Linked DNA regions of Homo sapiens: region 2 is linked to region 1. A link is a loop called in an ENCODE intact Hi-C map of the cell type or tissue named here. Cell type or tissue: heart left ventricle. All regions are shown on one strand. Each heading gives the region's core, and the rest is flanking DNA. Links, peaks and the distances in the headings are about the cores only.

Region 1 (5,930 bases), core at 371-5,370:
TGGGAGGAGGTAGCCCTGGATGTGCCATGTTCCATGGCTAGCGCCTCCCGTTTGGGGAAAGTGGGGGAAAGGGAGTTGCGGTGGGGAGAGGAGGTGAATGGGTGCGTCCTTGGGGTGGGGGAGAGTGGGAGCTGCGGGCCCGGGCAGCGGCCTTTCATGCGGGGGCTGAATGGTGGGGTCCCGAGGCAGAGCTGAGGCCCGTTGGCCAGGAATGCCGTTCCACAAAGCCGCCACACATCGCTGAGCCCGCCATGACCACAGCCGCGCACGGGGGACCCGGGGGACGGGGCGGGGCTTCTGGTCTTTTCTCTGGGAAGAATCTCCTTCCAAGAGGGTCCCGGCTAGAACACAGGATTTCCATTTCAATGCTCCCTGGCAAGCTGCCCTCCCCCGAAATCGGCTGAAGGCTCACGGAAAAGCCTTTAAAAACACAGTAATTACAAACAATTCCTCGGCTTCTCCTGATTTCCCTCCACGCGGCACTGGGGGCGGGGCGGGGCCGGGCTGGCCTGGGGATGGGGAGGGGAGGGGTCATCTCCTCGCGGCTGCGGAGTTGTATGTGAAAGCCGCGGCTAGCCAGCCCAAGCACTGACCCAAGTGAGCCAGTACTTGGGCTCCTGCTTCCTTCTGGGTGCCCTAAGGCCGGCCTAGCTGGGTCTGGGTGGTGGGAGGCAGCTATGAAAGCCGAGAGCAGGCGCCTGGGAAAATGCACCGTGACTCCAGGAAGCCTGTTGTAAATGGAGCCAGAACAGGAACTTCAGGCAGCATTGTCGGCCCTCCACCGCCTGGGCCTGGACCCCAGGTGTTGGCCCCCAACTCTGCCCTACCCGGTCCTCCTGCTGCTGCTGAGCCCACGTAGCCAAGCCCCTACCGCCCACAGCCGTGGGGGCCAGAGTTAGGTGTGTGAACGGTGGATCTATTCCTTAACGGCCACCTCTGGCCTCCCAAGAAGGGAGAGGGATAGCAGGTAATGTTTTCTGAGCTCTCCGAGCCCAACAAAGCCCTTTGCAAGGACTCTGGACAGTTCTGGCTGAATCTGGGGGACAGCCTAGGGCATCTTGGCTGAAGACTGGCTTGCACACAGTTATCCTTACAAGCAGGGCCCCAGCTCAGGAGGGGTCATTTTATGCCTTTAGGAAGCTGAATGAAAGGAACCCCATTAATCTGTTCAAACTGGCCTCAACTAATGTCTTTGTTCACGAAGGGGATGTGATGCCCTGGGAGAAGAGGGACACTATTTCATGCCTCTCGGGCCTTTGTCTGATAATAACAATGCTCACCAACACTCAGAGCATGTACCCTTTGCCAGAAGCATTTGACATGTAGTCACTTATTTAATCCCAACCGTACGTGTGCTGAAGAAACCAAGGCACAGAGAAGTGAAGTGACTTGCTGAGGGTCACATAGCTAGTAGATAAAGCTGGGCTTAGAACCCAGGTGGTATGGCTCCAGAGTCTTCATCACTGGCTCTGCCATCTAATCTGTGAGAACAATAATAATGACTCTATTAGTGCCAGCTCCTGTGTCAGCCATTTTACACACATACTCGCATGTGGCCGTTCACAACGATTCTGTCAGGTAGACTTCATTGTCTCCATCCTACAAATGAGGCAGCAAAAACTTGGAGGGTTTATGTGACTTTCTTAAGGCCCTACAGTTGGTAAGGGGCAGAGATGGCATTTCAAAACCCAGCTCTGCCTAATTCTTGACAGGCAGGCTTTCCTTGAACACCTTTGCCACTGTTTCAAACAAGCTTTCCACGAGTTAAGCTGCAGTGTGGTATCTGTTGGGTGCTTAGGACAGACCAGGCATTTGTTTCATTTTACGTATATCATCTCTTTTGAGACTTACGCCTACCATGTGAGGGTGGGGGTGTTATTCCATTTGCAGATGGGAACCCTGAGTCTGAGAGACCTTCTCTCTCGCCTGTCCTCTCTCTAGGTTGGGCCACACCCAGCATTCACATCCCTTTTCTTTGGGGGAATAACTTCCCCAGCCACAGTCTCAGAATCCTCAGGCTTCCTGCTGGAAGGAAGGGGCTTGCTGCAGACTTTATGCATTGACTAAATGTTGGAGTCCCAGCTCTGCCACTTCTGGGTGACTTGCGGCAGTTCACTGCCCTGTCTGGGGCATGACTACCACATCCCAGGTGCGTGAGGCTGATCAAATGATGAGATGAGATGCAAAAACATTTTGTAAACTCTGGAGAACTATATAAAGGTGAGCAGGGGCTCTGAGATGAAGGTTTCCATCTCTAGCATTCTGGCATGACCTCATTGCACACGTGTCCAACACACGCATTGGCATCAACATTGAAACACACATACCAGCACCAGTAGGCTTCAGGCAGATGGGTGGGAAGGGAGGGGATTGTCCTTGCTCCTGAGTTGTCTCTCCTCTAGGCAGAGCATCCACTAGTTCTTTAATCTTTCCTTCTAGGACAAGATTTCAAGACTCCCCTCCCCCAAGGAGTTAGATAAAGTAGAAAGATCGTGGGGTTCGGAATCCTGCAGATCTGGGTTTAAACCCACGTTTTGCTAATTTCTAGCTGTGCGATCTTGGAAAATTGCCTTTACCTCTCTGAGCCTCAATTTCTTCATCTGCAGAATGGACATGATAATATTGTAGTACTGATCTCAGGCTAGTCTGAGGCCCATATGAAAAGTCATGGGCTAGGTGCCAGAGATGCAAATATGGGTAGACTTCAGTCCTGGATATCAAGTAGCAAGGGAGAAAGGTCAAGCAGCAGGCAGATGGTCTCAAGTGTTGTGATAGAAGTTAGCCAGGGCTCTAGAGTCCCAGAAGGAGCCAGAAGAGGAGCACGTAGTCTCAGAGGAGGGTGTGGCTTCACAGATACGGTATTGTCCGCACTGGTTCTTAAAGGGGAATAATAAATAGTGGTTAACACTCTACAGTGCTTCATGTGTGTCAGGCACTGTTGTAAGTGCTTTACATGCATGATCTAATTTATTCCCTTGTAAGAGAAATACAACCTTAAGGGGTAAAAACAGTCTTCACCCCCATTTTACAGATAGGGAAACTGAGGCCCAGAGAGGATAAGTGACTTTCCTGGTTAGGCAGTCAGGGCCCTGAGCCCACACTCTCAACCACTCCACCAAGCTGCCTGTGTGAGTAGAAGCTTGCCAGCAGAAGAGTAAGGTGAGACTATAGAGCATAGCATGAAAGCACAATCCCTTCCAGGGCTGGGAGGTGGGATAGGTGAGCAGGGGCCGGATCTCAAGGGCCTGTGCGCCAGGCTCAGGAACTTAGACTCTCCTCTGGGGGCAGTGGGGAGTCACTGGCAGATTTGAATTGGAGAATTACATGCTCAGATTTGTCTGCAGGAAAGGTCTAAGTGGCTGTAGTGTGGAGGCTGGTCCGAGGAGGACGCACTCTGGTGGCAGAGAAATGATAAAGGCCTGGATTCCGGCCGTGTTTGTAGGGATGGAATGCTTGGGATGGATTCCAGAGCTATTAAGGAGGTAAAATTGGCAGGTCACAGTAACTAATTAGATGTGAGGAGCAAGGGAGAGGGAGGAGCAAAGGTTTCTAGCCAGGAACTTGGGTGGATGGTAGGGTTACCCCTGGAGAAATAAAGCTGAAATGAAGTGTGGTGTGGGTCTGGAGCAATGAGGTGTGGTCTGGGAGTATAAATTCTGTTTGGGGCAAGGTGGGTTTGAAGTGTCTTTGATGATGACCACTGGGTAAATGTCTGTACTAGCTGATGCTTGGGGGAGTAGCCCAGGCTGAGGTTACATGGAATTTACTTGCTGAGAGGAGGTGGTGGAAGCCGCAGGAGGGGCTGAGAGAGCCAGGGAGAGCATCCGTAGGGGAGGTGACCCGACATTTAAGGGGCATACTGGAGAATAGGGGCCTGGGAAAGAGACTGAGAAAGAATGGTCAAAGAAGCCGGAGGAGAACTAGGAAAGCCATGTCTGAGTAGACAGTAGAGGATTAGGGAGTCGCAATTGTCACATAGCAGGAAGTAGTCACAAATATCAAATGTGACTGAGAGGTTCCACGAGCTAAGTCCGCTGATTCTTGTAATTAGGTTTTTGAGGTCCTGGGTGACAGCTGAAGTAGGGATGGGAAGCTGGGAAGCTGTCAGCAGTGGTCTGAGGTGTGGAGGACAGGTGGGGAAGTGGGGACAGCCCAATAAGGACCCTGGAAAAGGAGATATGGAACATTAACTAGGGAGAGACACAGGATCAAGGGGGGAGCCAAGAGCAGCCGACGGGAAAGTTAGTCCCTTCCCTCCTGGCCATTTTGCTCCCTGCCTCTCCCTGCCATACCCCCAGACTTGGGTCTCTGCCCTGGGCGTGCTGGGGTTTGTCAGTGCCTTTCAAGGTGCTGGCCCCTCCACCTCTCTTCAGGCTCCCTCAAGTCTCACAGCAGAAACCTCCCTTTGCTTGTCTCTGGAATGAGCCCCTAGGAGAGCTGATGAGACAGCAATTAGACCAGTTGCAACGGCCGTGCGTTCACATCTCTGTGCCAGGGCAGGCCTGCTGGGACCCTGCCAAACTCTTCTGAGCCAGCCCCATAGCCTGGTCTCCCTCCTATGTGACCCCCATGGCCACCATCTACCGAGGGACCTCCAAAGGCATAGAGGCTGGGGAATGGCCTCATTAACATCTCTGGCCTCTGTCAGATATGGCTATCTATGCATTTAGGATCCAGGTACAACCCTACAAGCCCTGGGGCTGGGCCAGTGCCCACCAGTTTTAGGGCAGCTGAGTGAAACAGAAAGGGCAGGGGCAGACTTCCCTTCCATGCCCCTGCCCTTCATGCCTGTGTGACTCAAGATGTTGCCCCTTTATCAGGCTCCCATGTCTCCCCTTTCCACAAAGCCTCTAGAGGATTCCAGCCTTCTAGAAAGAAATCTGCCTTTGTGTGATGGGTTCGTTGTTTTGGGCCAGCAGCATCTGCCTGTTGTGCCCTGTGGCTGTTGGGACCTATTTTTCCAGAGGCTTTTTAGCCTCAGTAGGAAGGCTTCATAGCCCTGGGAGTCATCCATCTCACATCACTACCCCCAACCTTAGTATACTTGTCTTTCCTGTTTCCAGCTTGCAGTCAGTGGATGGCAGCCCCCTGGCTTTGCCCTCACCATCTCAAAATTGATATATCCTAGAACTATCATAAATGTTCATTTATCCTAACAGTTTTTGATTGAATGAAGGCCACAAATACCTCGGTAGACTCCGCATTGAAAAGACCATCTGCCCCTCTCCCCAGCCCCCCACACCTCACCCCTTCCACAAACATCTCAGTGATTTGTTCTGCGTTGGGCCCCAGAGAAACAGAAATGCATCAGAGATCACTCCCACCCTCTCCGAGCTCACCATCTGGTGGGAGGCACAGACATGTCCACAAAGCATTCAAATGTCTTATTTGGGTGTCCTGCTGGGATATTGTTCAGAGTGCAGGGAGGGAGGGAAGGCAAAAGAGGCAGCCACTGCATCGTACTGAGGGGTGTTGGGAGACTTGAAAGGTAAACAGGTGTTTGGAAGGTGGACAAGGAGGCAGAGGATGCAGTTTGGGAAGAGACTCAGTGGCATACAATGGCCTGGTAATTTTGAAGGCTGTGGGTTGGGCTCTGGGGGCACTGCTCATAGTACAGATGGAGACACTGAGGTATGGAAAGGATGTACTTGTGAGGTGATGGTACAAAAGGAGGGGAAAGCTGTGTGAGTCACAGCTTGAGGACTGGAGTCACTGTGTTGGGTGGCTTGGCCTGGTAGAGATCAAATGTGTGATGGGCTGGGGCCAGGCTATGGCTGTAGAATAAACTTGTATTGGAGGCTTGAAATCCTGTCTTCTCATCTCTAAAATGGGGATAATAACACATACTTTATAGGCTTGGTGTGTGGGAGAAATGACATAATGCCTATAAAAGGGCCTTGGACGTGTAAAGCTCTCTGTCTGTGGGAAAG
Region 2 (5,930 bases), core at 492-5,491, 64 kb after region 1:
GCCACTTACTAGATGCATGACCTTGGGTTGGACATTTAACTTCCCTTACCTCAGTTTCCTTAGAAATAAAATGGGCTTAATAATTATGCCTACCTCTAAGGTTGTTGGGAAGAATAATTCTGTTAATGCATGTGAAGTGCAGAAAATAGGGTCTGGCATACTGTGAGGATCAAGGCCACATGGGCCGGGCCCACAGGAGAGCCTGAGTGTGGGTAGGCCCTGGCACCCTCGTGCCCAGTCACCTAAGTGGTGCTTCACTGAGGCAGTTTGTGCCTTGATGGTTGCTCAGCAGGCTCATTCAGAGAATCTGCCACTAGCCTGGAGGACACAGCAAAGAAGCAGGGCCAAGCCTTCCCCTAGCAGTGAGTGTAGAATAATGGAGAAGAGAGAAAAACCACCCAGTTCAGCTTGGCCAAAGTCGAGGGCCACCAGCCAGCAGACTCTGGCTCTTGAAAGTGACTTCAGGTGGATAGGAGCTGTGTCTGCCCTTCCCACGTCCATCCACTCATTGCCTGCAGGAGGGGAGGTAGGCCAGGTTCTTAAGGGCTTCCCCGACCCAGACCTGACCCCCAGGCTAGGTCACGAACCTCTGTCATATGCCCTCCTAGCAGCCTGCACCTCCCCTTCAGAGTACTCATCCTAACTGTAACTAAATCTTTATTTGATTATTAGTCATTGAACATTTGTACCCCAGCCCCCACTGACTAAACCCTCCAGGAGGGAGGCAATGGTGTCTGTCTCCTCTGCCACTGTGCCCCAGAACGCAGCACTGTATATAGTAGATGTCCAAGGAAAAAATGTTGAAGGAAAGGACGAATGAATGCCATCCAGCCGTTGGGATGGGGGTGCTTAGTATCTATCTCTAAGGTTTGAAGGAAACACCCCCATGTTGGGTCCTATTGCTGAGCCGGAGAGAACAGCCAGCCTATGCGCTCTCAGTGCCTTTTAGGCCCCATCTCAGCGAGCTCACACTTCCTCCCTTCCTCTCCTCACCCCTTCTTCCTGTCCTCCCCCATCTGTCAGCAGGACTGGCCAGTGGACATCAGCAAGATAAAAATTGTGCCTGCAGGGCTGAGATGGTACCTGATGCCAGGAGAGGCAGGCTGTGTGCAGGGCTGCCTGTGCCTCCACCAATCCCAGCCAGCCAGCCTTTGTGTGTCCTGGGGCCCATCCTGGAAGGGCTAGAGAAGTGCACCCCAGTGGCTCACCAGGAGTCTTTGGCAGATGAAGCTATCAGGGAGGTTTTGGAGGCCTGTGGGGAAGAAACTTCATTATTAGACAGTAATGAGCCACATTATCTGAAAATTTGGAGGGATATAGAAACACGTGCCTGATATCTGGTGAAGCAGAAAGAAAACAAAACACTCCCATGGTAATGCTCTATTTCATAACCTGGTCAGTGATACCACAGATGCTCACCTTATTCCCAGCCTTTAAACAGTGTTAGCGTTACATACATTCTTTTGTATGTATAATATATTTTATCATTTAAAAAATTTTAAGGCAGTCTATCATTAAACACCCAGATTCCAGAAGTCAAGACGGTCTGTGTTAATTTTGCAGCTTTGCCATTTACTAGATGCATGACCTTGGGTTGGACATTCAACCTCCCTTTACCCCAGTCTCCTTAGAAATAAAATGGGCTTAATAATCATGCCTACCTCTAAGGTTGTTGGGAAGAATAATTCGCTAATACATGTGAAGTGCAGAAAATAGGGTCTGGCATACAGTAGGCATACAATAAGTGTTAACTGTTGTTAGCATATATATTCTCAAGTATGTTAAAATGTATCTGTGTGTATAGGTATTAATATAGCTACACAGGGCTCTGGAGATAGGCATAGACAAATGGCAGCAGGTAATAAACCAAAATGTGAACAGGAATTATATCTGGATAGTTAGGTGTGGGAAATGTTATTTTTGTCTTCCTTATACTTTTTTGTACCTCCCAAACTTTCTGTAATGAGCCTGATTAACTTTTGCAAACAGAAAAAAAAAAAACTCTCAAAAATTTCATCAGTACATAGTGGCCTCATCAATGTTAAATCATCAAAACGGAAATGTAAACACATTTAAAAGGGACAATAAGAGCTGCCCCTAGTCCCAGGACATATCTGCCGAGGGAAGGCCCAGAGAGGTGTGGGGCCCAGTGGAGAAATCCCTTTGCTCTGCCACTTCAGCCTCTTCTTAGTTTGAGGACACCCCAACCTCCCTCTGTTGCCTGGAGTGACCCATCCCCCACCAGACCACTGTGTCCTGCGGAGCCCGGGCAAGGAGGCTGGTGGAGGAAGGGCTGAGCTCTTGAGGGCCTCTGAGAAGCCAAGACCATTTCATTCCTCCCTCCTCGTAGGAGATAGCATTAGTACCAGCTCAGTGGAGCCCCAGCTGCTTCTGAGGGGCTGCCTTCCAGCTCGTGGGTGGAGGAGGGAGGCAGCCCCAATTGCACCCAGTGTAGGAGACAGGGTGAGGGCGGGGACGCATCTATGGGGAGCTGGGGGGAGGGAACCAGGCTGAAGGGACTGCCCAGGCTGGCTGCTGGGAGGTGGCTGCAGAGATTGGTGGGACGGAAGAGCAGAGATGGGATTCTGCCCAACTCAACTGGAGCTGGGGAAGCGAGGGAGGCTGGGATCTGGGCTGGATCAGTGCCAGGGCCCTGGGACAGAAATAGGCCAGGCCACTGGGTTTCCAGATCAGTCCTGCTCTGCCTGCCTGGCTAGGCCACTCATAAGGAAGGAGCCACGTGGACGCTGGAGAAGGCAGCTCTGTCAGCATCCGGTGGGCAGAAAGATGAGGCAGTCAGAGCCAGGGCACCACTGCCATCACCCTCTGCCCCCTCATTTGGCCATGTCTTTATAGGACTTATCACAGCTGATGTTATATTAGATATTTGTTGTTTACTGACTGTCTCTCCTCTCTAGAAAGGGCACTCTTCAAAGGCAGGGACTTTGTCTCTTCTCTTCACTGCAGCACCCTAATGCCCCAGAACAGTGTCTGGCACATAGTAGGTGCTTGATTAGTCTTTTTTCATAGTAGGTGCCTGATTAGTCTTTTTTCAGTGGACAAGTAAATGACCAACACCCCCTCCCTGATGTGGGGCTCGCAAGGTAGGCAGGGCAGGCAGGCAGTAGTAATTACCTTCATTTTGGTAGTTGAGAAAGTGGAGGCTCACAGAGGTTAAAGGACTTGCTTAATGTCACACAGTTAGGAAATGGCAGATCTTAGATTCAAACCCAGGAGTCACAAACTTGATTTCTTTTTTCAATATTACACTGACTCTTTGAAAGAAAGAAAGTCAGTTGGCTACCGGGCAGGTGCCACACGGGCATCCTGTGGGTACATGCGCTACAAAGATAAAGGCCATAGCCATGCTGAGTGAGTCCTGGGATGGGACTTGGGGACTTCTCTCCACTGCTGGTGACACTTATTTAGGAAAACTGAAGACTCTGGTCACTTGGGGCCTCTGAAGGCCCTGCCTCTACTGAGTGAGATGTGACCCAGCCATTCCTACTGACTGGGCCTCGATGTTCCAAGGTATGAAATGCGTAGAGAGAATGGGAATAGTGTTTCAACTTAGGCTTGGTGATCAGACTGCATGGGTCCTCCTTTGGTGACTGGGTTACAGCTCAAACTGGGGAACAAATGCCAGCCAAGGGACCAAATATGGGCTGACAGCGGGCAGAAAACATGTAGAAGGCTCCTACTTGTAGAAAGAGGCTGGCATAGGTCACTTCTCTGCATCCTTTGGGACCTGTCTCCCTTCCATGCCATCCCTGAGTGACCTAACCATCCAGGAGGGCCACCATGCCAGCCTCTGCAGGGCAGAGGGGCTAGGATGAGGCAGCCCTTTTCCCATGTCATGAAGAATGTTCTGGTCTGTCTGCCCTCCCAGGAAGTGAGTAAATGGGCTTTGGACCTCTCCTCACATCCTATAACCCCCTAAATAGAGACATTTTGGCTGGGATGGAGAATTCTTTTCTCCTGGTCTGAAGCAGCTGTTCCACTTAACCAGGCCAAATATTGTCCTCAGGCCCTCTGAGAGCAGAGCCTGTCACCTTCCTTCCCAATGGAAAGATCATGGCTCTGGGAGTGCTCTACTGCTAGGATGTAAGACAGACAGACAAACACACACACACACACACACACACACACACACACACACACACACACACACACACACTTTGGCCTGGAACCTGAAAGCTCACCTCCCTAAAGCATGGGGAGCTTTAGAGTCCTATCTAGAGCCTAGGGCAGGGCTGCTGGCTGGTGGCTGAGCTGGCACTGCCCCTGACTTGTGGGGCCCAGAGGAGAAGATATGGCTAGAGGCTCCCAGATTGCTGGGTAAAATGTGGGAAGTATCTTGGCTGGGAGGGAGGCACCCTCACCCTGGCCATTGCCTGATCCAGGCCTGCAAAGGAGAGCAGAGAAGGGCTGGCTCAGCAGACCTTGTACAGCCTAGCCGGACTAGTAGAAAAAGCTTGGATGGCAGGAAGAAGCTTCCTTGGGGGGCCCGAGGACCCTTCCCTGGGCTTGGGCAGGTGGCAGCTATGGAGGTTTTGAACTCTTGCCCGGAAGCCTGGCTTCCCTGGGCCTGGTTGGCTGAGAAGGGAGGGATTGGAACTTCGGGTTGATGGACAGGTGGTGGCTGGAAGGAGGCAGCACGTCAGGATGGTGCGGCCTCAGTGAGAGTAAGGACAGGGCAGAGGGTGCAGGAGGCAGGTGTGCAGATAGGTCCAGGAGGAAGTGGGGAAGGTTGACCACCTTTACTCAGAGCCAACTGAAGGGGCCTGATGGGCCTCACAATGGCCCTGGGTCCTTTTCCTTATGGCTTCCCGGCTAGTGGGCTAGGCATGCTGGGCCATCAATAAAACCCTGGGGAAACTGAGGACCCAAGGAGAAAGGCGAGGGCCAAACTAGGATTCTGGAGCCCTCCCTCCCAGCTGCGGACTTGCTCTGGCAACAGGCTGGGATCATCCCAAGCAGCAGTGTTTGGGGACAGAGCCTCCCAATTATTGTTGTGCCACATGTGTTATAGGTCTCTGGGGGTGCTCACCCCCTCAGCCCTCAGGGAGGCAAAGTGAGGCCTGAGGAGGCCCTAGCCTCCAGGGCCCCTCCCCCTATTTTGCTATACAGATGGTGTTGCTTTTCCTCTGTGGGCCCTGAAGGAAAAAGGCTGGGAGAGGGAGACAAAGGCAGGGAGGAGCAAGTGGGGACCAGGAGTCAGCCACAGCTGGGACGCCTCAGGCCAGATCCCTGGCCCCAGCTCCCATCCTGCTCCCACCCCTCTCTCCACCCCTCCTCTTTGCCCTTCTGCCTTTTGCTGGTTTTCTCCATGTCTGTCGTGTCTCCCTTGCCCTTTGACTCTGGTTTTGTCTCTGTTTCTCCATCTCTTTGCCTCTAGGCCTTTCCTTGTCCTATCTATCTCCCGGTCTCAGTATCTCTCTGATTCCGTGTCTGTTTCTCTTGCCCAGTCTCTATCTCCCTCTTTCTGGTTCTCACTGGCTCTACCTTTCTTTACCTCCCTTTATCTCTCTCTCTCTCTCTCTCTGTCTCTTACAGCTGCTCTGCCTTCAACTCTGTGTGTGTGAGACCTGCTCTGCTCTGCCCCCTGTGCCTGGCTGGCAGCTCCTGGAAGCTGGAAGCAGGGTGGCAACTCCCACTGTCCCCTCACAGGATCAACTAGAAGCCCAAACTGCAGGGTTCCATGGCCCAGTGGGTTCACTCAGGCCTGCTTGGGATCCAGGGGCTGGGGCAGTACCTGCCACCGCTGTTTGGGGAAGAGGTGGGGACACAGGCAGACAGAGGCACAACCCCCGTGGCAAATCACCCCACAATATTCCCCAAACCTCCTCAGGCTACCTCCTTCAGTTGAGCTTATTCCCACAAGCTGCTCAGATTGCAGCCTGTACCTGGCCTCATGGTCAGGCATGTGT

The links. Peaks named below come from ENCODE experiments on the same cell type or tissue, not always from the same donor. Only the 100,000 strongest peaks of a DNase experiment are listed, where the experiment ranks them.
Region 2: it touches region 1 in a loop (2.0-fold over the local background); 2 of 110 quality-filtered maps call a loop at or near these places.

What each region holds. Positions count from the first base shown.
Region 1 is chrX:69,131,526-69,137,455 of GRCh38, reverse strand. LOC107985646 (a long non-coding RNA gene) reads right to left here. Exons shown (of 3, transcript XR_001755985.2): 3 at 1,380-1,481. Among named protein-coding and RNA genes, the nearest start is that of PJA1, 31 kb to the left of the region's middle. In heart left ventricle, for the core only: a CTCF peak has its summit at 3,366; a DNase peak (open chromatin) is centred at 389; H3K4me3 peaks cover 559 bases; H3K27ac peaks cover 789 bases.
Region 2 is chrX:69,067,815-69,073,744 of GRCh38, reverse strand. The region is part of intron 4 of LOC105373242 (a long non-coding RNA gene); the gene reads left to right. Among named protein-coding and RNA genes, the nearest start is that of PJA1, 95 kb to the left of the region's middle. In heart left ventricle, for the core only: no CTCF peak of the experiment used is centred there; a DNase peak (open chromatin) is centred at 2,644; H3K27ac peaks cover 690 bases.